Linked DNA regions of Mus musculus: region 2 is linked to region 1. A link is a loop called in an ENCODE intact Hi-C map of the cell type or tissue named here. Cell type or tissue: gastrocnemius. All regions are shown on one strand. Each heading gives the region's core, and the rest is flanking DNA. Links, peaks and the distances in the headings are about the cores only. Region 1 holds the start of Gm16897 (predicted gene, 16897). Region 2 holds the start of A330023F24Rik (RIKEN cDNA A330023F24 gene).

Region 1 (14,829 bases), core at 3,878-11,877:
TTACTGCCTGGCACAGATTTCTGTCTGGGCTGGCCAGGGAGTCAGGAATGGCTTCCCACAATTCCCCCTTTTATATTCTTTTGAAGCAAGCTCCTTGGGTGAAGATAGAGGTCTGATCCCCAGTGTGCAGAAATAGGGGCCATGTACAGGATTGACTCTTAGGCTCAGGTTGTTACCCAGAGCAATCCTGACTTGCTCCCGTGCCGTTTTTTCTTGGGGGAAGGACACTAGGACACTCAACCTTCATGCAATCAGACATACCTCCCAGAGATTGTCAAACAGCTTCCAGACTAACCTCTGTGCAGTGCTTAGCCTTACAACCCTGCAGAGTGATGGCTTCATTGTTCATTCTTCATGGCAACAAGCCAAATCTGAGGTGACTGCCCTGCTTCCACTGTGACAAAAGCTTGCACCACCATGGCGGCAGTGCGGACCTGGGCATTCTGCAACCGACACATACACCATACACACAACATGCATGCCAAAACAAGGGCCACAGCGAGGGCACCTATCCCAGCCCATTCTTTCCCGATGCCAAGCCAGGATCCACTCAGGTAGAATTCACAGTGACAATCGCCGAGTGAAGCTCATTCATCTTGACATCAAAATTTGCAGTCCAATTTAAACACCGACAGTATCCCCCATCTGGGTTCCGCACCCATCAGGGGCAGACACATGCTCATCACCAGCAAGATCAGCTTCTTCATTTTGACAGCGTCGCACTAGCTGCTCCGGAACCCACACTGGCTCTGCGCGATTCTGTGGAAACATGCAAACAGACCCTCTCGCCCAGGCCAATACGGGATCCAGACCATTCCATGATCCTGTAACCACATCCTTCCATTTAGCATACCCCAGTTTACTGGGGCTGGTATTAGCATGTAATTCAGCAGCAGAGCGACCTTCCTTATCCAATTGCAAAAAATTTAAGGTAAAAGAGCTAAGGAGAGTCTTATCTTTGGGGTATGGCCATAGCCTATTCCCCCTTTTTGTTTTATTAATAATTCTTTTAAAGTTCTTTGTGCTCGTTCAATGATTCCTTGGCCTTGAGGATTATATGGCAGGTCATGTTTAACTTGTACTTTCATCTGTTGACAAAAAGACACCAGGGTTTTGGCAGTATATGCAGGACCATTGTCTGTTTTAAGTTGTTGGGGCTTACCCCAAGCTGCCCAGGCCTCCAAACAATGCTGTATAACATTGGAGGCCTTTTCCCCTGCCATGGGAGATGCATAAACTATTCCTGAACATGTATCAATGGATACATGAACGTATTTCAATTTGCCAAATTCTGAAAAATGTGTCACATCCATCTGCCATACCTGTAGAGGGAGCAATCCTCTAGGATTCACTCCATAAGAAGGTGGGTGTTGAAACTCAAGGTGACGTCCACAGGTAGTGACTTCATCCCGAGCTTGTGCTCTAGAGATTCCAAATTTTCTCTGCAGAGTTTTAGCATTAACATGAAATTTAGAATGAAATTGTGAGGCTAACTCCATAGGGGATGCTAAAAATATGAACTCCATACGAGTACAATTATCCACAATATCATTTCCCCTACTTAAGGGTACTGGAAGCCCACTATGGGCACGGACATGTCCAATATATAATGGTTGGTGTCTTTCCCACAGCAACTTCTGTAATTGTAAGGCCAAGGCTTAGATGGTACTACGAGCTTTTATTTGGCCAGCCACTTTTAGGGATAAAACTAAATTAACTACATATTGTGAATCTGAAATTAGATTAAAAGGAAAATCACAGTCCTTAATGATCTCAATAACTATTTGTAATTCCACCATCTGTGGAGTACAGGGATAATACTGCCTGACCACAGGATCTTTCCCCCCTACCATATATACTCCACATCCGGTTTTTGATCCATCAGTAAACACGTTAACTGCATCCTTAATGGGTGTTTTCCTCACCACTTGAGGGAAAATGACTGAATGATCCTTAAAAAAGGTCATTAACGGATGTTTGGGATAATGATTATCAAATGGGCCCTCATTAATACAGGCTAAAATAGCCCACTCATCAATATTGGCTGTTAGGACCTTTTGCTGATACCCATCATAAGGGATTACAATGGAGCTGGGTTTTATACCAAAAAATTGTAAACAATGCTGAATTCCCAACAAGGCTAAAGAAGCCACTGTTGTAGGGTAATGATCTAATGTCCTCTCAGCGGATATTTTGGAATGGATCCATAACAATGGGCCTTCTTGTCACAATAATCCTGTGGGTTGCATCTCAGTAGGTAATATTATCAAAATGATGGGTAACCCTTCTCTACAATGCTGAAGCTGGGCTTTAATCAATTCTTCTTCCACTAGGGCAAGGGCCTTTCTAGCCTCAGGTGTTAATTCCCTTTTGGAACTTAACTCTGAGTCTCCTTCTAAAATTTGAAACAGAGGTTTTAATTTAACATTTGGGATCTTCAAATAGGGCCGAATCCAATTGATATCGCCTAATAATTTCTGAAAATCATTTAAAGTATGCAAGGAATCAACCCTCAATTGTATCTTTTGAGGCCAAACGGCCGTAGGAGCGAACCTTGCTCCTAAATAGGACACTATTTTTAACAAATCCCTACCCCATAAGGTAATGGGTAGCTCAAACACATATGGTTGAAACATTCCCATCATGCCCTTCCTTATCTTTCCAAGGGAGCATCCTGGCACTTATGTCTGGGCTCTTTGCATAGCCCAGGTCTTGTAATATTTGTTCTGACTCCTGAATCGACCATCCTTTTGGCCAGTCCTTAAACCAAAAGGCAGTAAGAAAAATTACCCAAATGGCTAGAAAAAGAAAGTAATCCATAGACTGTCCCTATTACCCTCTTACTTTCATTACCCTCTTACTTCCACTTTCTCGTCTCCAGACCCGGAGAGCTTTATTGTCTCTTACCGAGAGCCTTATTGTCTCTTTACCGAGAGCCTTATTATCTCTTTACCATATGGTGAGTTACTTACCGTACTTATCCTGTTGACAGACCCTGACTGCAGAAAGTTCTGAACCTCTTCGGTGGGGGAGTCGGGTCCCGGGTTTCAGCACCACTTGTTGCGTCCAACTCAACCAGCAAGGAAAATGCAACTTCTTAATGCAGTTAAAACTGTTCTTCTTAATGTAGTTTACTCAGGCAGCTTCTCTCTTCAAATCCCCCGCGCCTCGGGGTACAAGCGTTTTTATCCACTCAAGCCACAACCATGCCTCAACCAATCACCACAAGTCACATCACCTCACCAGGCAGGCTTGCTCAGCCAATCAGGGATTAAGGGCGAGCCATCCACCAAATATGGGCTTGTTTACTGCCTGGCACAGATTTCTATCTGGGCTGGCCAGGGAGTCAGGAATGGCTTCCCACATTCTTTTTCTTTCTTTTTCTTTTTCTTTTTCTTTTTCTTTTTCTTTTTCTTTTTCTTTTTCTTTTTCTTTTTCTTTTCCTCTTTCTTTTTCTTCTTCTTCTTCTTCTTCTTCTTCTTCTTCTTCTTCTTCTTCTTCTTCTTCTTCTTCTTCTCCTCCTCCTCCTCCTCCTCCTCCTCCTCCTCCTCCTCCTCCTCCTCCTCGTCCCCCTTCTTCTTCTTCTCCTTCTTCTTCTGTCTTGGTACTCACTGGTTGTGGCTTCCTACCCACTAAGGTCTTGAAAAAGCATCTTATCAAATTTCTTCTATGGGAGAGTATGGTAATACATGCCCCAAAGCCTAATAGTTTGGAGGCTGAGGCAGGAGGACTACAAGTTTGGGGCCAAACTGGGATACATAGAGATAACCTGAGTTTATATGAAAAAAAATGCTTTTGGCATAACATATTTTTGTGGCTTCAGGCAACAGCCATCAATGTAGCTGACATTACCTGATATAACTCATAAGTCACTGTTAGACAGTCCCAAAACCCCTGAGCCTTAAAGCTGTTTCCATCTCTACGAAAGAGATAGTAGGAGAGAACCACTGCCTTCGTACTCCTTCTGTGCTTTTCAAGTTCCTAAGCACCATCTATCCTTTGCTGAGTTACTAAACAGACATCTGATGAACATGAAAATCATCTGACACAGGGTGGGATGTTGGAGCAGGTGTTTCCAACATCTGTTTTATCATCTTGCTTAACTCTCATAACAGCTATGTGCTGGAATATTATCAATCCCATTTTGCAGAATGGAAAAATTGAGGCTTGGAGAGGTAAATTTGGCCAGACATCTACAATTCAAAACAAAACATTTAGTAAGAGTTTGATAACTGTTTGGTAATGAGCAGAATTGTAAATATGGAGTAAATAGACTCCAGCTTCTGGTAATCTTGGAGCCTGAATGGGTCCAGTGACATACAAAGATGAAGTTATCCTTTAGAGTACAAAAAGGGACGAAGATTTGAATATATAGAATTAGCCTCAAGGTCACTGAGTCTTTAGTCCATTTCTTCCTATTCTGATTAACTTTTCCCAAACTGCCTTTTACACCAGTTCTGTGTTTCCCTGTCTGTGACATGTGTGTCTTAACATTGCTCTCTCCTCTGGAGCTGGAATGAAGGAGCAGATGGGGTGGTTGGCGGTGGTAGAGAATACCTAGACTTGGAACCCATCCTCAAGTTTCTGTTGCCTGGTGACTAGCTAGGTAACCTACGACAAATCGTGTTCCATTGCTCTACTTCAGTTTCCTAAAATGCAAATTGAAAAATGTCAGCTGACAAGTGAAAATGTTACCGTGAGGATCAAGTGAAGTGATATTACATAACTAATACATAGATGGAGAGTATTTTCAAATTATAAAGTACCACCACATACATCTAAAAGCAATACTGAGTGCTATCATCCCTTTTTCAGTTAAGAAAATTGAAGAGTCAGATTAAAAATCATTTGAAAACAGTAAGCAATTCTAGTATTTAAAATGTATCCTTCTGCCAGGTGTCAAACACTTGTATTCTTAGCACTCTGAAGACTGAGACAGGAGGATTATGAGTTTGAAGTCTGCTTTGCCTATATAACAAGACATTATATCAAAAGACAAAAACAAGTAAACAGAATTAATCAGAACAACAACAACAACAACAACAACAAAAGCCTGGTCTTGAAGATGGCCTAGTCGGCCATCACTGGAAAGAGAGGCCCCTTGGTATTGCAAACTTTATACGCCCCGATACAGGGGAATGCCAGGGCCAAGAAGCAGGAGTGGGTGGGTAGGGGAACAGGGCGGAGGGAAGGTATAGGGAACTTTCAGGATAGCATTTGAAATGTATATAAAGAAAATATCTAATAAATAATAATAATAAAGCCTGCTCTTACCACATTTCAGAGTACTACTATATTTGCCCCAGAGTCTCTTAAAGGGTATGTGTGTTATAGTCTACCTTTTACTTAATAGTAATGTGCATTCTTCTATCCAATATCAGGTATTGTTCTTGTCCTAGAGAATCTTAGTGCAGAGGTCTCACTATGGCAGGGAAAGCAGATGCCACAGAAGCAAACAGCAGTATTGATTAGCAGCAGCTAATGTCATAAAAGAGAATGGACTCAGAACAGAGAAGCAAGAGAACACAAAAGGGATAGCTGAAGTTGAGTAGGATGTAGCAGGGAGAGTGTTCACTACTGAATGGAAAGGCTACTGTTTTAAAGCATGCAATGAAAGAAAAGTGTACTCGTGCATGAGTGTGCATGTGTACATGTGAAGATACAATTAAGGACAGATCGTTGAGGACTAATGAGCCTGGTGAAGGGGTTTAGCACTGTTTTAGGGTTTCAGTTGCTGTGAAGAGACACCATGACCACAGCAACTCTTACAAAAGAAAACAGTTAATTGGGGGTGGCTTACAGTTCAGAGGTTTAGTCCATTATTATCATGGTGGGAAGCAAGGCATCTTGCAAGCAGACATGGTGCTGAAGTAGTTGAGAGTTGTACATCTAAATCTGTAGGCAGCAGGGAAAAGACTGTGAGCCACTAGGCCTAGTTTTGAGCTTCTGAGACCTTGAAGCTCATCCACTAGTAACACACTTCCTCCACCAAAGTCATACCTACTTCAACAAGGCCAGACCTTTTAGTAGTGTTATTCCCTGTGAGGCTATGGAGGGCATTTTCTTTCAAACCACTACAGGATCTCACATAGTTTTAAGTACAAGAGTGATTGATATTTTTTGAAATTGTTCAGCCTGGAATGTTTGTTGTCTTTTGTCTGAACTATAATAGAAAACCATTGGCTGGATAGATTACACAACGGGTGCCTGTTTCTTATATTCCCAGAAGCTGAGGAGCCCAAGATCAAGGTGGCTGGGAAGTTTGCCTCTGGTGAAGGTCAACCTCTATTTTTACAGTTGTTTATCTTGTCTTCTTGGTGCTTTTTTTCAAGTGGCAGAATGCAGTAAGAATGAGGAAGTTCCCAGGTGCATTCTTTTATTTATTTATTTATTTTTAGATATGTAACCTAGGTTGTTCAGAAACTCATGATGTTCCTGCTGTGACTCTAAAGTACTGAGATTGCATTTGTGTGCAGCTTGTACCCTGCAAATGCCCCTTCTTTAAAGACATCGATTCCATTCACAGGAGCTTCACTTTTATGGCCTAACTACATCCCAAAGGTTTTAACTCCAAATACTGTTACATTGGCCCTCTAGATTTGAAAATAATTTTTAAGAGGACACACATACAAGCCACAGCAGATGTGGGTTTGGGTCTGAGCCTGGTGAGGCTGAAAGCAGGAAGTGTAGGTGGGCTGGAGACAAATATGGAAATTCAGAAAAGAAATAATGGTCCTGATGAGGAGAATAGAGAGGAAGAGGACCTCTGAGATTTGATTTTAAAAGAAGAGTATAGATATGATGTACTGTAGAGTTGCTTCCTTACTGAAACATGTTCTCCTGGAGGCAATCTTCTTAAGATTCAGGAAGCAAACTAAATTTACAAGGGTTCAAAGTCTCAAGAAGCTCCTGAAATTTACAAGCTACAGGTCCCTCCCTAAGGTTATATAAGCAGTAATAACAATAGCTGGGGAGAGAAGATGTCTGTAAATAGGGCAGGAAGTTCCACAGTTGCAGATTTGATGAGTTGTCACTCATGGTGAGAGTGGGCTTTTCAGGTGATGCAGCTACCTTCAGTCATCCATGTTCCTAGAAGGCACCCCAATACATTCACTGGTTCACTGAGCTAAACTTGAGTAGAACTGTTTTGTTGGCTGTCATAGGTTGGTTTGTATATATCTCCCAGGGAAAATCATAGAACATGATGATCAACTTGTAGGAAGTGAAAAATACCTGATGGCATTGTGGTTTCTTCTATCAAGTGCAATGATGGGTAGGGGATGGCGCTCCTTATTGGACTCATGGACACTAGTGGTAGAACATTTGATGCTTTACAGATGCATTCTGCATGAACTCGTATCCTAGCTCCCTCTAACAAACAATGAATCGAGGCTGCTTCTGTCCAGAAGAGAAGGAAATGAGATTAACTTCACCACCTTGAGGACTTTGTTTTCCAGCCACGGGAGAATATATATTGGTGTTGGAGCAACCAGAGTATAGTTTCCTCTGGGTATCTCCCTGGGCTTTTTATTCCCCTGAACTCCTTCACTTGGAATATTTAAAACTGTGGAAAAATAAAGTAACCATGTAAATTACCTTAGTTGCAGAAGGAAAACACTGATTTTTGTTTGTTTGTTTGGTTGGTTTGGTTTTTTGAGACAGGGTTTCTCTGTATAGCCCTGGCTGTCCTGGAACTCACTCTGTAGACCAGGCTGGCCTCGAACTCGGAAATCCACCAGCCTCTGCCTCCCGAGTGCTGGGATTAAAGGCGTTCGACACCCGGCTCCAAAACACTGATCTTAAAAGACTTTACAATCAACTGCAGAAATAGCAACAGGTGCATGTATATCTAACAGTGGTTAAATAGCAGAATGAATGCGATGCTGGAAAATCATAAAGGAGCAAGAGGCTCATGTGTTAGCCTTTAAAGAGGGGGTGGAGACCCTTTATCTTCCTCTAGTCCTTTCCATCTTATTTTTCAAGACAGAATCTTTCACTAAATCTTGAGTTCAGGTTTCTGCTAAACTGGCCAGCAACCAGCCCGCTCCACTCCCCATCATTGGGATTACAAAAAGGTTTGGTTGGTTGGTTGGTTGGTTGGTTGGTTGGTTGGTTTTGTTTTTAGTCAGAAACATAGGCCCGGAGACTGTTGAAGATGTCCCAAAAGGACAGCAAGGTGGCAGATTCAGAAACTGCCAACTGGTTTGCCTGACATGGACACCTACAGAGGTCTGAAGTTGGTGGTTATGGTAATCTGAGAAGTTTCAAAATGCCCCGAATACAAATCTCTGCTTCTGTGTGGGTGTGCATTTTTCTGGAAAGAGAGAGGGTTGACAGCTCTTCTCCAATTATCTAAAGGGTCTAAGTCAGAGAACTCTCAAGAAAACATCTCCTGAGCAAGAACTTACAGGTTGACAGAAGCATAATCTGGGAATCTCACCACACAGGCCCTTGGTTCCCTGAGCTCGACCCACATCTCTTACCCTTTACTTTATAAGAGGCGTGGCGAGAGAGAAACTTTGGAAGAACAGGGCAGAGGAACCAGGACCAGTGAGGATCTGGACAGCTCTGAAGAAGCACTCAGGCTAAGGCGGGCCTGTTTGCGGTGAAACTGAAGTTGGCTAGGTCCTCTGCCGCAGTTCAGACAGAAGGGCGGCGGCGACCGCGTTCCCAGAAGTCTCAACGCCGAACTTGGCCGCAGGGTGGCGCGGCGCGGACGCGGAGCGTGGGAAGAGCGGGCGGAGCTCTCGAAGCGGAGTCCGCAGTGTTGCGCCTCCGCGGGTCGCCGCGCATTGGGGCCGCGATTGCTGTGCAGCGTCGGAAGCCGGCGGCCTCAGGTAGGAGCTGCGGCACGGGATAAGCCCGGTCGGCCGCGCATGACCTCTCCTTGCCGGATCCGGCCGCGCCTACCCCTCCACTGCTGCCTCACAGGCGGGCGGGCGCGGATCGCGGCCTGGGCGGCGCAGGCCTGAGGGGCCGCAGACCGGGGCGCAAGAACCTGAACGGTGCCCCGTGACTCGGCTTCCCAGTAGGCGGCGAGCGTGGTACTGCAACAGGGGTGCGGCGACTTGGAGAAGCTTCGTGGAAGGGAAGCAGAGACAGGTGGTTGAGGGGCAAGGACCGGCGCAGTGCATTCGAGACGTAGAAGCTTGCTCCTTCTAGCTCTTCAGAGGATCGGAGGTGCGTGAGGAAAGGCGTAGCTTGGGACACGCAGGTGCAGCCAGAGGGGATGCCACCGGGCAGGTTCTCTGCGGTCCCACACCCTCCCATTAATAACGTGGGTGTGGTAGTGGTGATGGGAGACTTGAATGGAGCTCTGAACTGGCCATCAGGGCCCCTGACCCGCCTGCGTAGCCACTAGCCACAAACGCCTGCGCCGCCAAGTTGGGGGAGGAGCAAGCCCTCGGGGTAGCTGCTCTGGCAACCTAGGCAGCAGCAGAGATGGAGCAGCATAGGTCGGAGTTGTTGACAGCTCTACGTGCTACAGTTAAAGTTCCTAGGTGGTGGGTTAGCTTTCCTTTAGGAAAAATGGGGCTATGGGGAAACAGGGTGAATTTACTCTGGACCCTTTCCTAGTTAGCATTTGCCAAATATGGTCCACTTCCCCCGCCCTGCTCCCCTCCCCCTTTTAGCGTAATTTGTTTTTTAGAGACAGCAAATGGCAGAGCAGAGGACAGCTGTCACAGCCAAACCTGTTGCTGCTGCATCATTTGTTGTGTCAGGATAGAGGGGTCTCTAGACCTTACCCCTCCCTTTCCCAGACTCCTGGATGCCCTCCTGCCAGGTCGTATAGAGTCTGCTGTTAGCCAGGTGGTGTTGGTGTTGTGGCCTCCATCTGCCACCCAAAAGGGGAAGAAGAATGCAAGAGCCAGGGAAGTCTTTCTGTCTTCTGGGGTGGAAGGAGCAGGTATAGACAGGGCTGAGGCAGTAAGAGCCTGGGTTTCTTTGGCACTGGTGGCAAGAGGATTGTATGCCAGCCCCTTGGGCTGGTTTCCACTCCTGGCCTGTCAGTGGCATTGGATAACTGCATTGGTGCTAATGGTGCCACCATGTTATGCAACACTTATATAATCTCCCATGGTGATAGCTCTGTCTCTGTTCTGAGGTCACACTGATAGGGTGCCCATCTCCATGTAGGAGAAAGGATCTGTGGAAGTTTTTGGATAGAGCTATTCTCCCAGCTCATCCCCAGACAGGCTCCTTCTGATCCTGGAACAGGAGGGTTTGACCAAGCAGGTTCTCAGTGTACCCCAGGAGTCTAGTAGTAAGAAAGGTGCTGACTGGGCAGTCTTCTCCATTTCATCCTGCCTAGTGAGTTGTTTGGTTAAGTGGATGCCATTCTCCCCGGCATGGCAGGTGGATATGGTGGAATGACTCCAAGATGTGGAACATATCCATACATTGTGCTTGATAATAAGGATTAGTTCTGACCTTGAGGTTTTGAGCAGCAGACTAGAACAGTGATGCTGGCATTACAAGGCATTTGAAGCAGGCCTAGGGGACAAGAGGTAGCCAGGGAAGGGTGTACAGGGAAGTGGATCAGACAGCAAAGATAAACATGGTGTTCTTTTACTGTACTCTCCACTGGGCTGTCCCTGGTTACCAGGGCAACAGAAGCAGTGGTGAAAATCATGCTTTCCTTTCAGTGGAAAAATCTGGCTCCTCCTCCTCCTGCTCTTTCAAGTGCTGCCAACCTTACCCATTGGGAGGATGGTGTCCCTAGGGATCAAAGACTCCAGCGTCCCCCCTTTATGCCCTTCATTGTCCATTTTTTATAATATCCCCCTTTCCTGTGTCCTCTTGCTTCCCTAAAGCTCTACAGTTGGCAGCTGTGTGGGAGTTGAATACACGGGGGGGGGGGGGGGGGGTAGGATGGGGGAGGGGAGGGCATGGACGTCATCACAGGGCAGGGCTAGCCAGGCGTGGGCAGAGATATGATGCAGCAATGACAGGAACATGGAGAGGGTCAGGAATTGATCAGCTCCTTGAGAGGTTGTTTTCAGGATGGTAGACAGGTGGAAAGGGGAAAGTGAGATGGCAGAGGGCCTCTGGGTTCAGGTTTGTGAGAAGTAGCAACTTGCCTCATAATTAAAGCCAGGGTTCATTCATTGAGCAATTATTTTGCACCCCTAAATTAGGTGAGGTTCTGGAATCTTGGAAGCCACAGAGGTAGCAGTGAGCCTTGACCTTGAAGAGGTTTGTATGCACGGGCGGAGGACGACTTTATGGATTAAGATTCTGCATTATTATATGCCTGGGAAAGGCTGGGAAAGGTGGTACAGACAGAAGACAGGCAAGATACAAAACTGTGGGAGTTAGAGTGAAGCCTGTGGAAATGGAAGGGAGAGGCAAGTCAGACGGCCATTTTGGTTTGGGCACAGAACATGGGGAAGGAAGGTGCTAAAATTTTGAGCCATAATGGTTAGTAGAAATAAGAAAGTTAGTATTCAAACTTGTTCAAGGGAGACTCATTTGATTTCTTTTTCGGCATCTTTAGAATGAAGTTGGAATATCAAGTGTAGAAACATTTATAATCTATACAGAGTTTGACATGGAAGTTAGTTCTGGGAAGAGGTTCTAGGACGAGCTTTAAGGTACATGTGTATGCCTTGTTCTTGTTTATTATCCCAAGACCCCTTTAGACTCTGTCAAACATCTACATTTTCTACCAGACCTATCTATTTTTAAAATGAAGGTATTTGTTTACATGTTTTTTCTTTTTAGTAGCCATGTTGGAGTACCTGAAAAATTGACACATGCATATGCATGCCTTCCCATATTGCATTACTTGGTCATACTGTTTACTTAGAGCAGTAGTTCTCAACCTGTGGGTCACAACCCCTTTGGGGATAGAACAACCTTTTAACTGGGGTCACCTGAGACTATGGTAAAACACAGATAGATATTTGCATTATGATGCATAACAGTAGCAAAATTACAATTAAGAAATAGCAATGAAGTAATATTATGATTGCAGGTCATCACAACTTGAGGAACTGGATTAAAGGATCAAAGCATTAGGAAAGTAGAGGCCCAAAAAGTGTTATGGGTTCTTGCCTCTGCCAGTGTGCTGTTGACATGCTTGTCTTCTATCTATCACTTGCAGAGTAGAAGCACAGAGTCAGTGAACCTTGCCAGCTACACCATTCTAGATGCACTGCTTTCCTTTCCAGGTCTTAGCATCTAATATAAGGAATCTAGTTTTTCTGTCTTTGAAGCCCTCCAAAATGATGTGTACAGCCATTTACATTTTTGCTCAAGTTTCTGATTCAAGCTAGGTTTTTAGAGTAAACAGTCTGGGTCTTTTTCAGTGCTTTGTACAGCAAGTAGCAGAAATGGAGGCCGGGATCTCACAGTAGTGGTATATAGGTACATGGTGGCCTCTGTTCCTCTTTGAAACATAAAATGCTAAAAAAGCAGGCCCCCGTGAACAAAACTATGACCTATAGAACAGGTGCCCATTCTTGTACTTTATTGGGTATTAGAAACGTCTGTTGCTTATGTATTACCACAGTGACATGGTTAAGTAGTTGCAACAGCCATAGACCTGCAAGCTTGAAATATTTAAGCTGTCTCACCTTTTAAGACATTTAAGATAAAAATTTGCCAGCTGGGCTTTGGTGACCCAGGGTTTGAATCCCAGCACTTGGAAGTCAGAGCCAGGTGGATACCTGTGAGTTCAAGGCTAGCCTGATCTACAGAGCAAATTCCAAGACAGAGAGGGATAGGGAGAGGGACAGGGAGAAGGGTATTGCTGGGACTGGTTCAGACATCAAAGGTCTTGAAGATTGTGTGTATTTACAGCAACTTCATGAGAGAAAAAATAGATAGAATTATTCGGTACTGGGAAACTTCTTTTTTTCTAATACCTTTTTCTGGATACTGGAAGGTGTCTTGCCCTATCTTAGGGCCTAGAGTCTATCTATATAGTTCCTAAGCAGAGCTGGGTTGTGGCCCTGATTTTAAGTTGTTGTTCCTGCTTCTCAGGTTTGTGCAGAGAAGCAAGAATGACCCAAACCCAATCTTAGGACCGAAGAAGGGAGACTAATTGGTTCTTTAGTATCCTCCAGAATATATTCTGGTAGTTTTGTTTTGCCCTTTGTCCCCAAGTATGCCAGTCTAGATATTATCTACAAGTTGCCTCTGTATCTTGTCTGATCATGGTGTCCATCCACACTTTTAAGACAAGTCCTAGGTTTGGAATTGTAGGAGGAGTTGTCTGGGACTGGAATCAACCACTAGGCTGATTCTTGTACTTCATCTTCCTAGAGCCCTGATTTCTAACCCTTGTTGACATAGTCCTCAGCCTGGTGTCTTAAATCACTCCCATCCTCTGACTGGGGATGGGAGTGACTTAAGATTTGTTGCAGTGAGCTAGCAGCAGCACCACAGCTGGAGAAGTTTGGTGTAGGGCTGGGTAGGAATTGAAAGATGTCAGTGGCAAGAGGAAACCACATGCTCAGATGAGTAGGGATGAGAAGGGTAGGTTTTTCCCCATTACAGTGGAGTGGGCGGGTTGGGGGGGGAGTGAGAAAGGAGAAGGTGTCAGTAGAAAGAGGGTACAAAGAGTCCAGAAGAACAAAGATAGTAGCTAACAACTCCCAGAGCTGCTTTTGGCTGATTATGATAAGACTGGCTCCAGGAACTTCATCTTCCCCTCCTTTAAAAGACCTTATCAAACACCTCTACTCTCTTTCATTTGTAGAGTTAGGATAACCCTATACTATAGAGGTTTAAATACTGTTGAGACAAACACACTGAGTTGAGTTATTTCTTTTATCATCTGGATATTCATTAAGGATCTTTGTTGGGCAGTGTATGAAGTTCTGAGGAAACAAGAAAATAAAGCACTTATGGTCTGGTCTAGAGGTTCATCGACAGTTGAACCAATTTTTATACCATTTGTGGTATATTTTATGGCTTAAAGGATGCCCTCATCTGTCATGTTTGTTTCTGTCACCTTTGTCCTGGATTCAGAATTTGGCACACAATAGGCATCCAGATAATTAATTGGCTGACCCATCCTTATTTGGTTTTCCTTGGAGATATGAAGAAAATAGCTGAATAGGTAAACAGAGAGGAACTCAGCAGCAAGAGTGGCATGTTTGGGAAAAGTTAATATTCTAGTATACTCTGGTGATGTGATGGTATTTAAGGAAAAGGATAGAGAATGGGCATGAGAGAATCCAGGGTCAGTGGACCTATGAGGATGGTGGGTCAGAGGCTTAGCATCATCAGTTACTGCAGAGGACTGGAGTAAGAAGGCAAAACTAGTGTGGCAAGGAAAGGGCCTGGAGAGGAGAGGAGAAGCTAATGTGAGGTATCAGAGGACCGGGATGAAAGTAGATATGAAGCCTGTGATTCCTTCATTCCAGGCTTTGGTGGCACAGGTAAAGTAAACACAGGAAGGCAAAGCACTTCCAGGCTGGTCACCTTGTGAATGAGCTGGCAGGGACGGAGGAAAGACAGCTCTGTTCTGCAGGCCTCCATTGATAAACTGCCAGTGTATGTCCCAAGATACTACTCAATGATTTTTCTCTAGTGGGGCAAATGCATAGCAGCATATGGCTGCTCTCTGTAAGTATTTACAGTATTTGTTTTACCATATACAAAGGTAGAGTTAATGTCATAAATCTGTGTGTTTCTGTTGCCCAGTGTTTCCACAGGCAGTCAGAATATGGTCTAGAAATTCTCATTTAAATCTCCACGTTTTCCTTTCCTCCTTTCCTGGAGTTAAAGCACATCTTAAGGATGGTAGCATTTGTATACAAACTCTAGTATATATCTTCACCTTTTTTTAAAAGAATATAACATGTTTGTTGCACCTTA
Region 2 (14,829 bases), core at 3,986-11,985, 49 kb after region 1:
ATTTTGGACTTGTCGTGACAGAAAGAGTTAATGAAATGGTGGTCTCATGGTGAGGACTATTTTAGCCTATGGCTAGGAGAAGCCCATATGGCTCAAGAAAAGATGATGCAATATTTAGTTAAGGACAGCCCTGGTTGATTTGAGCCCTGGGAGCTGCCATTCAAAGAGTTAAAGCTAGTCTTATTCCCATGAATCTCAAAGTGAAGAAGAAAGGCTGCAGAAATAGGGACCTGTGTGTTACGGAGCTGTTAGGTAAGAAAAAGAAAGAAAGAAAGGAAAAAAAAAAAAACCAGGCTAAAATGTGTGGCCAAGAAAACAGAATGTAGGTCCAACTTTTTTTTTTCCTTGTTTGACCAGCCTTGGCACTGCCCTCTGCCTCTCCAGAGGGAAAGCTGCAGTTCTGCTTCTGCAACACAAGGAGCAGACTGGAGAATTTAGATCTGCGTCACAGCGCTCAGAGAGAGAGAGAGAGAGAGAGAGAGAGAGAGAGAGAGAGAGAGAGAGAGAGAGAGAGAGAGAGAGAGAGAGGAGGGGGAGAGGGGAGAGAGACAGAGGAGAGAGAGGGATAGAAGAGAGAGGGGGGAGGAGACAGGAGAAGGGGGGGAGAGAGAGAGAAGGAGAGAGAGAGCCAGCATGAGCATACAAGCTGTCGATAGGTCTGCTAGCAGCAGCCGTGCTGCAGCGGAGAGAAAAATCAAGAAACAAGTCATAGCAACACTGGGCACCAGGTTCTGCCAAGCGTTCAGAAATCTGTTGGGTGTCCAGAGGCCTCTGGGTAGCCTAGGCTAAGATGTCACGCAAGGTGGCACAGGCAGTTCCCATGGGGAGTACGTGGGAACGGGTGGGGGCAGGAGTGAGTACAAGAGTTGGTAGGGTGGCAGTGGAAGGCTTAATCAGAGTGGATTCTGGAACATTCAGGACTGCGGCACCTTGTATCTGGACAGGGATTTGGGACTGTGCAGGAGACGACTGGTGGTCCAGTGTGGCTTAAGGACTTGATGGCGTAACCCACTTCTTCCACGTATGTATTTCTTGTGATAAGGGCAATGTCTAGGGTATGTGGGTGCTGTTTTTCTTACCTTCTTTCTTGCCTTTTGCTGTCTTTTTCCCTTGGAGGTTTATTTTATTTTATTTTTACTTTAATTTCTTCTCCCTTAGTGTCATCTATTTAAGTCTGACCAGGATAGAGGAGAGGAGTGAACCATCCCCGGCTTCCCACTTAACCTTTCACCCTTTACCCTGTTTTCTGTTGGTGGATGGAGAGACTGGTTTTCCAGGTTGTTTGGGTGTCAGTGTCCATCTGTGCAGGCTTATGGGAAAGGAAGAGAGTGAGAAGTGACAAGAAGCAGGCAAGAGGGACTGTTTTTCCAGGCATTCTCTTATTAAAACGTCTAGTTGTGGGCATCTGGGGTGGTGGAAGAGCATCGGCATAGGGTAGGGTGTGGGCTGAGAGAAGTGGGGTGATGCTGGGAGGTTGTCACTGCGTAGTTGAGAAAAGTGGGGAATGATGACGCAGTCACTGTTGCATCTTGTTAGGAGCTCTGTGGAGACAGGTAGTGAAGCTCCTGGGATCTGTGGGACCAGCAGAAGGGTTAAAGATGAGTCTAGGTGGGAAGCTAACATTTAGAGATTAAATGTCATCCTTTTGGCGTTGGAAAGTTGTTTACCTTGCTTTCTCTGTGTCTCCATGTTGGCTCCCTTCCAGTTCACATGTGATGGCCTTCCCTGTACTGCTGCATCATTAACTAAGTGACTGAGCTGGCCTTCCATTGGCCAGGGGAGGGCTCTTATTTCAGACACTTCCTCTCATTGGTGGGAGGGCCAATGGCAGGTGAAAACCTCTTTTTGATTGGCTAAGGACAGAGTATCAAATCTGAATTTGCATTTCACTTGCTTAAAGGGGAGGGAGAGAAGCCCAGCAGCTTCTAAAATCTCTTTTAGGGGTGTGCGTAGGTGAGTCTGCCTGCTTCAGACTGCCCAACTGAAGCGTCTTCCTTTACCTTTTTTTAAATTTCAGGAACTATGAGGAAGAGCTTAAAATGCCTCAAACTTTTTTTTTTTTTTTTGGAGGGAGGAGACTGGGGAGATGGATTTGAAGAGGATTGAACAAATTGGAAGAAAATATTTGTCCTCTGCTTTGGTGTCAGAAAAGGGAATTTTCCAATCTGCCACACCTCAGTGTTGCGGCAAAAATAATTCTTGGCTCCCCTGGAAACTATCGGGCAAGGTAGGGCAGAACTGCTGCTGCTGTCGCCATTACCCTGGGCTTCCTATTGAATGGGCTGCTCCCAAGTGAACAGATCTGCGTTGATGCTCTGGTCGTCCAAAAGTCCTCAAATCAGCTCTGAGCTGAGCCCACTATTGGAAGAATCTGCCTTTTGGAAGTTGACGCTACCTTGTGCTTGGGAAGGTAAGGATGGGGACTAACCTCAGAGTATTGCTTGGAAACTGGCTGTTATGATGTTTCTCAAAAAGTAAGTGGGTAGGGCTTTGAAGGACTCCCTTTAGAATGATTTGTCAGTCTAGGGAACCAGGAGATGAATGAAACTGGGGCGGCAGCAGCTGTCTTGTACTGGGGGAAAACTAGAAAATTAGAGTTCTGGCACCCCATCTTATCCTTGTAATGGGTCTCATATTTGTGGGAGGGGGTTTGCTTGGCCCTGCACCATGCGTAGTGGCTCCACCCATGACTGCGCATCCAGAGCAAGAACGCATTGCACCCTGGGTCTCTGGCCTGGGACAAACACCTCCCTCCTTGTTATATAACTCAGGGTGGCCTGTGCCTTCTCAAGCCTCCTTTGCAACTCTACCTCCCCACTCCTTGCGGCTCACAGCTGAGGGTCTGCTAGGGAACAGTGGGAGTTTCCCTCCCTGAATGAGGTAGCCACTTAGTGACCAAGTTTGAGCACAGAAATGATCTGCTGTCTCATCTGAGGACATGGACCCCAGAATGTCCTTCTGAGTACCCTGTGTCACCTGTAGTCCCTGGCTTAGAGGTGGGGATAATGTCTTCCTTTCCCTTTTATCCTTTCTAGTTTGGGGGCAGGGACTTTTTTAAGGGAAGGAGTGAAAACCTTTTGGGAGGGGGTTGGCAGTGTCCTTTCCTTGTCTCTAGCTTTCCTTTTCCTGGCTGGGTTTACACTCTGGATTCCTTTGAGGCTGCCATTTTGAAGGCATATCTGCTTGTCCTTTACATGGTTGGCCCTGCTGTGCTAATTCTAAGGAGTGGGTGGGGATTTAAAAAGGGGTCTCTGATAGAGGAATACAGCCACTGTATAGATAGATGCAGTTATGATTGTTGCAATGAAGGTGGTCTGAAAGCAGAACTGCCTGGTTCCATGCTGGGTCACAGCACTGGATGGAGGTCTAAATGGAAGCCTTCTGGGTCAGGGTCCCACGACCGGGGACCCCATCTTTACCAGAGTATGACTACTTGGCTTCCCTGCCCTAGTCAGCCTAAACCAGAGATGTTCCATCATGTGCCTAGTGATGGAGGAGAGTGAAAGCAGACATAGGAGCTCATCTCAGATGTGGTAGACTTGTGGTTTGTGTTTTTCAAATAGCCCCTTTGTCTCTGTCTCTGTCTCTCCTCTCCTCTTCTCTTCTCTTCTCTTCTCTTCTCTCTCCCTCCCTCCCTCCCTCCCTCTCTCTCTCTCTCTCTCTCTCTCTCTCTCTCTCTCTCTCTCTCTCTCTCTCTCTCTGCCTCCATATGGAGACATGGGTTGAGGTCCACAGCAGGCAGCAGCATTTGGTCAGATGACCCTGCCTTTCCTCCTTGCCCCCTGCCAGGGCCACAGTTCTAATTGCTGTTCTTTAGTGAGGCTCCCTGCTGCCCAACCCTTTCTAGACCCTTCTGCGGATAGCGGCCATCTTGTCTGCCTGCTCAGAGATTTAAAATGGTTTCCCATTGTCAGCTTGAAATTCCTCCTGTTCGGTAAGTACTCTGAGCTGACTACAAGTGGCCTTAGCTTTCCCAAGAAGCCTTCCTCGGGTAAAAACCAGACCACCCATATTTCCCTGGGTTTCTTTTCTCCCTAATTTCAATATGGCCATTTTCCATGCCTGTGATCTACCTGTTGCACGGCCACTGTCTTTAAGGACCTCTCCCTGAGCACCCTATAAGAAGAAATCCCTGTAACCACTATTACAAGTCTCCTTCCTTTCATGCTATTTTTTTTTATGTGTGCTTCCGTGTATTCTCTATCAGAGTTTGTGCTCCAGTAAGAAGCCAGGGGCAGGAAGGCATCCCTATTCAGAACCCCTCATACCGGATGCCATGTTTCTCATGAATGCTACTTGGGTTGTTTGTTTGTTTGTTTGTTTGTTTTTGTTTTTGTTTTTGTTTTTGTTTTATCATAACCCTTTAGGGAGAATCCTGTGGCTGACAAGAACCCCAGCCTTCAAAATTCTTTTTTCTTCCATGTTTCCAAGATGACACCCTCAAATGTGACTATTTAGAAGGTGACACCCTCAAATATAGCTATTTTAGGAATATTGTAAGTCTCTAAAGTTGTGTAAGGTCATTCAGCTGGTCCTTTTCCTTCATGGCCAGGTTAAGTCAAGATGATATATTTTTTTGTACCTGAAATGAACAAACCTCAGTTGTTTTGTGTGCCTTCCTCCTGGAAGAGCAGGCAGAGGTGGGTAGGTAGGAACACCTGCAGGGGAGGGTAAGCCCAGTCACTGAGATAGGTACAGACACTGGACTACTCATACCAGGTCCGTATACCCCAATCTCAGTTGGCTGATTTTAGACAGGTCATCCTATTTCTTGCCTAAGTGCCCTTAGCCTGTGAAGTAGATCCCTAGCAGCCTGTTCTGTAGGAATGTCCACCGTATTTTCTGTTCTTTGTAGATTTGGCTCAAGCACTCTTTCCCTGCCTGGAGACTTATTGGGGATGTAAAATGAGAGAATAGCAGGTGACCAGCAAATTAGGGGAGGATTAAATACTTCCAAGTTGTCACAGCAAGAAGAAAGAGGAATATCTCAGGAGTTTGACCTCAAGCCTACAAAGTGGTGGTATTCTACCAAGAGTGAGTACACCTTTGTTTCTGAAGGGATGAGGTGATGGTCGGGGCAGAACAGGGGTTAAGCAGGGGTGTTTCTGAGAGCCTTCTGATGGTAGATTTGCTTGTTTTCTTGCTGAATCTCAACAGTGTCTGTATGCTTCATGATGCTGTTGAGTCCTGTGGGAGGAGAATCTGAGCACCCTGATGCCCCTTATCCCCAATACTGCACTGTGGAGCTGAGAGTGACAACAGCCAGTGAGTCCTTTGTCAACGGCAATCTGGGCCCTGGTGACGGCTGCTTTGTTTTCTTGTGTTCTCTCTCTCTCTCTCTCTCTCTCTCTCTCTCTCTCTCTCTCTCTCTCTCTCTCTCTCTCTCTCTCTCTCTCTCTCTCCCCCCATGTGTGTGTGTGTGTGTGTGTGTGTTTCCTTTTTTTCCTCTTTAGAAGATGACTCAGTGTATCTGGAGTCAGAAGATGGAGCTCTCAGCTGAACAGCCAGAATATTCTGACAACATGAAAGCAATAAAAACAGCTCATTGGTGCTCTGGGCTGATTCTCTGACTTCAGTCATTTTTACTGAAGGCGGGATAGTGAGAAGGCCACTGCTGGGCTTCAGAGATGGGGAGACATGAGGCACCTCACAAGAGCCCTGAGACCCTTGGATTTTGAATTTAGAGACAAGAAGGCTGGTTATATTATTTAGTGAGCTTAGAAAACAGTGCCCTTTTCTTTTCTCTTCTTCTCTCCCCCACCCCCCACCTCCTTCTTTTTCTTTTTTGTTTTAAAGAATTCTTCTCACAGGTCCTCAGTGATAGACTTATTTCCAGAGCCAGATACCCCTTTGGTATTTCTCAGTGGATCTGTCTGTGATAGGCGTGTTGGTCTTATTGAGGGTAACTCCTACTTCCCAAGAGTGGGCAAGAAGACCCCCCATGACAGTGACGCTATAGTCTCCTGGAGTAGATGCTCCAATGGAGGCATGATGCCTGAATACCCTTCATCTTTTGAGCTTGGATGTGGTCTGCCTCACTTGCCCTAACCTGAAGGCAGCTCCCCAGTCTCAGCTTCCCCTTTCCTTGTGCTGGCATGTCAGAGCTTACTCTTTTCCTTTCATCTTCCTTATTTCCTCCAAAATGAGTTCTCCCCACACCTTCTCCCTGCCCCTTTAGCACATTATCATGGAAACTCTGGGTTCTAGGCTTTTCCTGCAGCATTGCACTAAAGACACATGATCCCCTGCCATACCTATCATACCTTCATTGCAATTGTATCCTGGACAAACTATTGCCTTTTCTCTCTGCCATCCTTGGCACAGTCTAGGGTGAGGATCAAACAATTTAAGTTTGGGGATAGGAGACATCCTGGCCCTCACCTCCATCCAGACTTTTGCCAGGAACCATTTTTAATTCCTATATTTTCTAGCACTAATTTTAAGGTAGACATTTGCCGCCAAAGCACCTCCTCTCCCAAAGGGCCACCTAAAATGACTCATTTGGTATTTCTTGGAGGTGCATCTCTTGGGCCTGAGAACAAATGGTGGCCAGGAAATATGACTGAGGTCACAGCAGAGTAGAGAAGAGCAGGCATAAGAACTAGCTGTCTATACCCACAGTCTAGACCCACCAAAAGTGTCTGAAGCCCTTAGATTTTGTGTCTGAGTAGAGAGCATTTTGGCTAGTAAGGCTGCATTAGTGTAGAAGTTGGGAACTTGGGGACCATACTTCTAGGTTCTGAGCTTTGCGTATGATGAAAGCCTAGCTACCATGCTTCAGAGAACTCTGTTGTCTCATGTTCACTTGTCAAAGCCATGGTAGATAGGCACTCCTGGGTCAGAACTTGTATCCATAGGTACTGGTTCTTCTCCACATTGCTCTGGCCAGTATTATCTTGCATCTGTCACAGCAGAGGACTATTGTCCCAGGGGCTACATAAAACTCCAATTGCAAGTTGTTGCTTGATTGGTTTTGTATGCTGAGCCTAGCTGATCTCCCTTCCTCTTTTTCCTAACAGAGAATTCTGTAGAGTACAGCTCCATCTGTAAGTAGATGACAATTTCTTGGCAACACAGGCTCAGCTGAGGATGGTGTTTGTGCATCTAAGCCATCATGCTAGAGCAGTTTGCCTACATTTTTGTGGAACGGCAAAGAGGACCTGCTTGACCACCCTTCTTTCTGTGGGTAAGTGTTCATCCTCATTTTTATACGTTCTTTTCTGCCTTCAAATGTGAAAGTTTGATAGGTATTTATAATCCTGGACTGCTATATCTTCTTTCTTCCTCTCCTATGTGCCCCACCCTTTGTCTTTCAGAAGGAAATGTTGCAATTCAGTGTTCGGCCACAATATATCTATCTTCCTTAGACTCATACTTTAGAAGCCAGTTTTCTCTAAAATGGATCCAGGAGACATGTCTTTGGTGAGAAGTGTTAATTAATAGCCTCATGAAGGACCCTGATGCACTCACTGTGCCCAGTTTGTGCTGAGGCTTCTAGCTGGCTGGCTGCATAAGGATGGTCCTTGCCAGCATCTGGCATAGATCTGCCAAGTTCTAGCTCCAAATCTCTAGGCTGTAGGAACCTCAACTATATATAGCCTTGAGCTAAGCAGATCTTAGCAGACATGTCTACCCTTCCCTGTGAGAGAAGAGTACTTCTATCATAACTACAGTGTGGAAAATGAGTTATCTTCAAGGGCTGGAAGGTGTATATTTCCATATCAGGCTTGGGTCTGCCATACTTACTCTTCTTTTTCCTGTTTCAGGTACTGAAAGATGAAAAGTCATGCTGGATGAGGTTGCTGAGGTGGGATGAGGGCCAGTAGGATGCCATGTATAGAGAAGGAAAGACTTGGAGCACTCCATGTGGCCAAAGGTGGTTATGCCCTACATCAAACCCCAGCTTCCAGTGTCTCCTCTGTTTCCTGCTTGATTTGCTCTGCTCAAAGACATCTTTTGACCTTTTCTCATTCCTTTGGACCTTTTGCTCTCTCTGTTTTCATCTACCCCTGCCTGTTCTTCCATTTGTTTTTTTCTTTAGGATGAATGAAAATATTCTCAGCTATTGATCCAGCAGCTATATTTATTCTTTGCCTTCTCTTGTCTTCTTTGCCTTCATCCTAATTAAGCAAGGCAGAAAGGGCTAATTGTCTTGGGAAGGAAGGTGGTTAGTAAATAAAAGCCCATGGTGTTCAGTGGTAGGGCCTAGTAGGTTAGATGGTCTTCCTTCTTGTAGGTACTGTTGAGCCACCAATTTGTGTGATTCCTTGACCTCAAGTATATTTTAATATAACATGGGCCTGGTCTTGTGGGTAGATTAATATCAAGCTGCTGATTAGAAAGGAGAAGCAACAAAGAAAAGGTCTGATCATGCCTCTAAGGTAGGTGGAGTGTGGCTGCTCCCTGGATCTATTCCCTTAAACCTTACCATTCCAAACCTCCAACAATTATCTTTTTCTTTCCATTGTCCCCCTGGCTTTTCTGTATATGGGTGACTAGCAGAGTGCTAAGATAAAGGCAGCCTGCTCAACTAGCTAGGCCATGAGATGTTTGGAAAATATCTGGGCAGCACTGTAGACAGGGTAGCTCCTTGGCTACTGACAGCTAACCTGAGCTTATTCGGGGTGTAATTCCCATACCATCCCCGAGGTCCTGGGAGCTGCCCAGGGTGCAAACATGCTCTTTCCTTTTAGAGTGGGCATTTGTCTTACTCTGGACACACTGAGCTTTAGGGGGCTTAGGCTAAGCCTGGGATATAGCTTATACTGGGCTGAGCAGTAACTAGATTCTGAATTTTTTCCTACTTGGATTTTTTCTTTAGGTCTTCAATTGTCTTCAAAGTACCTCCAGGTACTCAACAGGGTTGCGTATGCTTTTTCTCTGCCTTACAATAACAGCAATGATGAGTTAAAGTGATGATGTCCCTCAGAAGTAGGAAGACAACCCCATTGTAAACAAATCAGAAAGCAGCAGGTACTTGCTGTGACATTCAAAAATCTCTGTCCATCATTGCTGGCAGTGTTCTTAGCCAATAGGGCCAGTGGGAACTAAATAATAGCCAGAGATTTCGGGTCTAAGGAAAAAGGAATTATCCTGGATAATTCTACTAGGTACCTGTGAGATCTCAATCCCAGCTATCTAATGTAGCTACTCTCCTGGCACCATGTAGATGTGTTTCTCCTTCCTTGCTTCCTCCTACTACTGTTCAAGGAAGACAAATGAATCTCACCCCATATGTTTAATTGTCTTGTTTTTCCCTTTAAGGCAAGCCTCTGAGGTCCTTGCCAAGAAAAGTCAGTTTTGATAAGTTTTCTGTTACTTCAAGGAGCTGATCAAGTTCAGTCACTTCCTCAGTAGTGTGTGAGGGATAGCAGAGAGTTAGAAGGACTGATGTTTAAATGAAGAGGTGAGTTCAATCAGCTCTGCAGCTGGGAGATAGAAAGGAATAAACCTAGTTCAAGATGATACCCACTGGTGTGCTAGAGCCAGATGTGCTTTGCCTTGCTCCTAGCCTCCGCCTGGCTTCTGTTGTGTGACAGGCAGCATTGTGTGTTGCCAGTTAAGTAGTCATGGCAGTTAGCATGCCTTGAGTAGCATATAGGCATGCCTGGAACTTTTTCCTTGACCTCTGAGTCTCTAAGTTCTAGAAGACAGTTGTGGTACTGAAGCTGAGACAGCATAGCTGTAGAATACAAAGTACCTTACTCAGAGCCCTTTTTGGGCCATACCATCTGGGTTCTACTGAATCCTGTTCTTACTGGGGCTATGAATTGTTCAAATGATATCTTGGCTCTATTCTCTGGGTTGGGTATATCCCCAGTACTGCAGCTTTAGAGGAGGATGTGAACTCTCACAGGTCATTTCTTTATACATTATAGCCAGCCTTTAGGATAAGTAAGAGATACTGCCCTAGTCACCCTGCCATCTATGGGAGGTTCTTGTTTTCCTTAATTTATCTGATCAATGGCCATGAGAAAAGTATACACTGGTTTGGATCCTTGCTGGTTCCTTCCAACTGCTTTTAGGCTGATAAGCAAGAAAATACTGTTGAAGCCTCATAGTCTGCAGAATTTGATGCTGTGGAATGATACCTATGTGGATAGACTATAGAAATAGGTTGGAGGGAACTTCATAGAGCCATATTTCTTTGTGGTTGGATAAAAGAAACAAGTCATGAGGTTGGATATGTGGGAAGACATATTCAAATGTCTAGGCTGTAGGTGGGATGGAGCCCAGATGAATCTCTAATGAGGCAAGGAGATGGGATCAGATATCTTGGTCCCCATATTCCATCCATGGAAAAGGAGACTGCCCTCTCACCATTGGTGACACAGATTATTTCCCTTTGATTTTTATTAAAGTATAATTATTAAATGACTTAAGTCAAACTCACACAATTGATGAGTGATGTTGAGGTTTGCTTCAGCACTTCTAATTCCAAAGCCACGTTTTCTCCTCACCCTTGGGCTAAAAGTAAGACATTTTGTGAATTAACATCCCCAAGAAACAATATAATCTACAGTATAAGCAAACTATGTCCCAGTTAGACTGTCCACATTCCTTTTGGGGGGATGTGTGGCAGATGTTATTTGGTGTCCATGGAAATGAAAAATATCTTCTAGATATTGGTGGATATACTAGGAGCTGGAGGTACAGAGCCCTGAGACTAGATTTCTTCTTGTACTGTGGGTATAAAATTGTCCATAATGTAGCAACATAAAATACACAGTAGCCACAGATAACATTGTGTGTGAAGGAAGAGGAAGGCATCACTCATTGAAAATATGGTGACTAATTTCTGTCATGTTAGCACTCAGGAGGCTAAAGTAGGAGAGTTGAGTTCTAAGCTGGCCTGGGCTAGCTTAGATTAAGACCCTGTCTCAAACACCTCCCCCTCCAAAAGAAAAAAAAAAAACACAAAGAAAATCACAGTGAGGAGAGTGGAAAGAAGAGGCCCAGATGACAGATAGCCAAGCCCATGTTAGTTGGACTATCTTCCACAAGGTTAGAATTGATATGGATACCAACTCTTCTTTTCTCTAGTTAAACAAATCCTTACACATTCTTGGTAGCTCGTAAAAGCATGTACTAGGTTAGGAATTGGTGGGGGGAGAGGTCAGACTCTGAGTCACCAGTCATTTGGTACAGCTGCCCTTTGTCTTCTTTAGCCCTCATCAGGCATCAGCTGCTTTTGTGCCTCAGTCTAATCACCACACCTCTCATCCCTGCAGCACAAGGAACATTCAGCCAGGTCTTTGCTAAGTCACTGACAGTATGTACCTGCAGGAAGCTAATTTGAATAGTAGTCTTTTCTGGGACATGGTTTCTACAGAGAATGGACAGGACCAGGTTGGGAGACATCACCTGCAGTTAGGCGCTTTGTGTACATTGTGTTCTCTGTGAGGTTGAGGCAGGCCATTGGTGCTAAGCCATGAGAGCTTCTGCTCCATGTGTTCAACTTCAGGATTCAGAACTTGTTTACCTGGGAAGAGGTGATTAAGGTGAGCCATATGTAATTCCCTCCTCCTTGGCCTAACACTGCTACTTGGGACTACTCAAAATATAGGAGCTGTCACTGGCTGAAGGTATCAAAATCTGCATAGGGATAAAGGTGTGTGTTTGGAGGTTATAGCATGGGGAAGCAAGTCAGGGAAAATGGATTTATGTTGTTTTGTGTTCATGCCCATGTCCTCAGTTTACTTTGTCTATGAAACAGGTTTTGAATGAGGATCCTGTTGGAGGTTCCAACTCATCTTGCTCCTTAGGCCTGTCCTGAATATTTGTGAAGGTTTTGTTTAGCTAGAAACTCAGGGTCAGGAAAATGAACCCAACTTGCAAAGAGAGAAAGTAGGGATCTTGAAGTCCTAAGAGCAACCAAATTTAGTTCCAAATAAGAACTCTAGCACTAGTCTGAATGGTAATTGGTGATGGACATTAAGTGGGTAGTAGGAGTGGGTTTTGGGTGGGTGGCAGTGAAGAGAAGGGGTTAACTGAGTAGAGGTAGCTGGTGAGGACTTACCAGGTGGAAGGATATGGCACTGTTCTCTCTTAGAGACAAGTAGGAGATAAACATATGGGAGCTGGCTGTTATGCAGGGTTCAGATTGAGAGACCATGTATGTTCAAGGAAGGTATTCTGTTCAAGGCCTGCCTTTGTGGGAAGAGGACTTCGCATTTATTTATCCTCTTTTTCTTGTATGGTTGAGACTCTAACCCAGCTACAATGTGACAAAAATTCTCCAAAGCTGCCTGAGTAGGCGCCCCTGTGCCAGGGAACATGTAGACCAATCTTAAGGATGTAAGGAGCTTTAAAGAGCCTTAAAATTACTACACAGATCTCTGCACATTAGCTGGTTCACTGGGTCTTTGCACAACACTGAGAAGAGAGGTAGCATTGGTCCTGTCATCATTGAACTGAGCCAAGAAGAACCCACTCAGAACCACATTGCTTTGAACTTGAAGTTTCAAACTTCAATTTATAACCTATGTCCCCTGTTCCAGCTAGACCAGGGGTTGGAGTGAAACTTAGATGTCTTTAACAATGTTCTGCATCTCTGAGATCTTCACTTCCTACTTTGCACATTGGAGAGAGGATGGAAAGCTCCTAATGCCTTTCTTCTCCTTCCCACTGCTTCTCTGACTCCTAGGAGCTCTTGTGCTATCTGGCTTGCACTTCTTGGCTAGAATGCCAGTCATTCCCCATGTTCCTGGAGAGGTTTCTTTTTAAGCCATTTTGACATCTTCATAGTGTTTTCCCTGTGAATTCTGGCATATTTGTGTTGTGTGTTGCTCACTGTGGCATCTTTGAGGTTTTCCCATCCTATTTGTTAGGGATGCCAGGAGCTTTCTCAGCAAGTGTATCATGTTTGTGTTACCTGTTTGTTGACTGACATATATCACCCACTGGAACCACTGTCTAATGTACTGCATAGTTAGATGCTAGAAATACTGTCATCAGCTCAGAACCCCTGCCTCATGATCAGTATAGGAGAATGGGTTTCTTCTGTATATGAAATGCTGGTGAGAGAAGTGATGGGCCCTAGGTTTCTTTGAGTCCTGAAAACAGTCCTCATTCTTTTAAGGGCATTGAGGCTGTATCACCTCTTGGCTATTCAGCCTTTAAGTGACCTTTATTTTAATAGACCCAGGGATCTGATAGAGGGATTGAAAAGTGCTTGTCACAGGATCCCCAATGAAGGAGCTAGAGAAAGTACCCAAGGAGCTGAAGGGGTTTGCACCTCCATGGGAGGAACAACAATATGAACTAACCATACCCCCAGAGCTCCCTGGGACTAAACCACCAATCATAGAAAATACATGGTGGGACTTGGGGCTCTAACTGTATATGTAACAGAGGATGGCCTAGTCAGTTATCAATGGGAGGAGAAGCCCTAGGTCCTGTGAAGATTCTATACCCCAGGATAGGGGAATACCAGGGCCAGGAATGGGAGTGGGTGGGTTGAGGATCAGGGGAGGGGGGAGGAGATAGGGGATTTTCAGAGGGGAAACTAGAAAGGGGATAACATTTGAAATGTAAATAAAGAAAATATCTAATAAAAAATAAATAAATTTAAAAAGAAGAGAAGGAAAGGAAAGGAAAAGAAGAGAAGAGGAGAGAAAAGGAAAGGAAAGGAAAGGAAAGGAAAGGAAAGGAAAGGAAAGGAAAGGAAAGGAAAGGAAAGGAAAGGAAAGAGAAAAGAAAAGAAAAGAAAAGAAAAGAAAAGAAAAAAGAAAAGAGAAAAGTACTTGCCTTTACTTATCGTGGACTTAGGCATGAAGGGTTAGACTTCATGAGTGTTCCATTCAGGACAATTGAGGTTGGATGGGGTCAGCAAAATCTGTGTTCTGTCTCTGTGTTCCTTGAACAAATCTCTGTTTGTCTTCACAACAGATACATGGGAGCACTTTTAGTGAAGGATGCATTTAGCGGCCTTCTATTACTTTGTACTGTATTAGAGCTGGTTCTTTCTAGTCACCTGGAGAATGCAAAAGAGAGTGGATCCAACCCAAAGTTGTGAGGGAAATTCATGTAGATATCATGTAACTTTGCTGAGTTCCCCATGGATGATAGACCTTCCTGAGGAGACATTATCTGCTTTTGTCGGGTCTGCCTAGTTCTGAAGCTATAGTTCTTTGAAACTGTGTGTGGCAAAGTTACTAGGATATAAAGTGGCTCCTTGATTCTGCCATTCTTAAGGCTGAAGACAAGGAGCGACAATGTAGGCGTAGAGCCTGGAACTATAACCCATTTACCTTTGCAGAGAGAACTTCTGCCACTGAGTTTAGTAATTTTTCTTAATTTTCATACAAGAAGTAGAGAAAGTATATGCTGTCACTCATATCTTCCAGGGAAGATCTGTTCTATTCCTGTATTTGTATCATTACTACCCCTATCCTGGGTCATTCCTCCCAGTGAAGAGGACTCTTGACAAGGATTGTGGATGGTAGAGAAAGCCAGATCAGATGAGATTTTCTAGAAGAGTTTTTTAGAAGAGTTTCGGAGTAAATCCACAGCTCTGATAGTCACAGGCATTGTCTATGGTGCTAAAGACTTAGGTGTATGTTCAAGAAGATGGACTACTTAGAAGAACTCCAGAGTGTGAATTACTTAATGGCTTAATGAATGTTATATTAAGTATAGAAAATCCTGTGTCTTTTTGTGTTATTACTAGCTGTATATTTAGTATCAGAAGACTGGACGTGTCGACAGGCTGGGAATGGTTAAGTGAGTTGTATCAAGTTCACACTTACTATTGACTTTCTTCCTCCTTCCTTTTCTATTTCCTACCCTCCTGCATTTCTTAGCCATTTCTAAATACAGTCATTATGG

The links. A loop is a pair of places that touch in the nucleus more often than their neighbours do. Peaks named below come from ENCODE experiments on the same cell type or tissue, not always from the same donor. Only the 100,000 strongest peaks of a DNase experiment are listed, where the experiment ranks them.
Region 2: it touches region 1 in a loop (2.5-fold over the local background); 16 of 42 quality-filtered maps call a loop at or near these places.

Annotation. Positions count from the first base shown.
Region 1 is chr1:194,967,621-194,982,449 of GRCm38, forward strand. It overlaps Gm16897 (predicted gene, 16897), which reads right to left and starts at 9,339. Exons shown (of 5, transcript NR_033564.1): 1 at 8,484-9,339; 2 at 7,234-7,398. In gastrocnemius, for the core only: CTCF peaks have their summits at 8,716 and 8,916; DNase peaks (open chromatin) are centred at 8,721, 8,990, 9,358, 9,777 and 2 more places; H3K4me3 peaks cover 2,612 bases; H3K27ac peaks cover 3,646 bases.
Region 2 is chr1:195,016,531-195,031,359 of GRCm38, forward strand. A330023F24Rik (RIKEN cDNA A330023F24 gene) reads left to right here and starts at 869. Exons shown (of 8, transcript NR_015566.2): 1 at 869-1,021; 2 at 2,071-2,410; 3 at 4,856-5,034; 4 at 5,158-5,265; 5 at 7,020-7,186; 6 at 7,767-7,876. In gastrocnemius, for the core only: a CTCF peak has its summit at 7,878; no DNase peak of the experiment used is centred there; H3K4me3 peaks cover 2,059 bases; H3K27ac peaks cover 4,019 bases.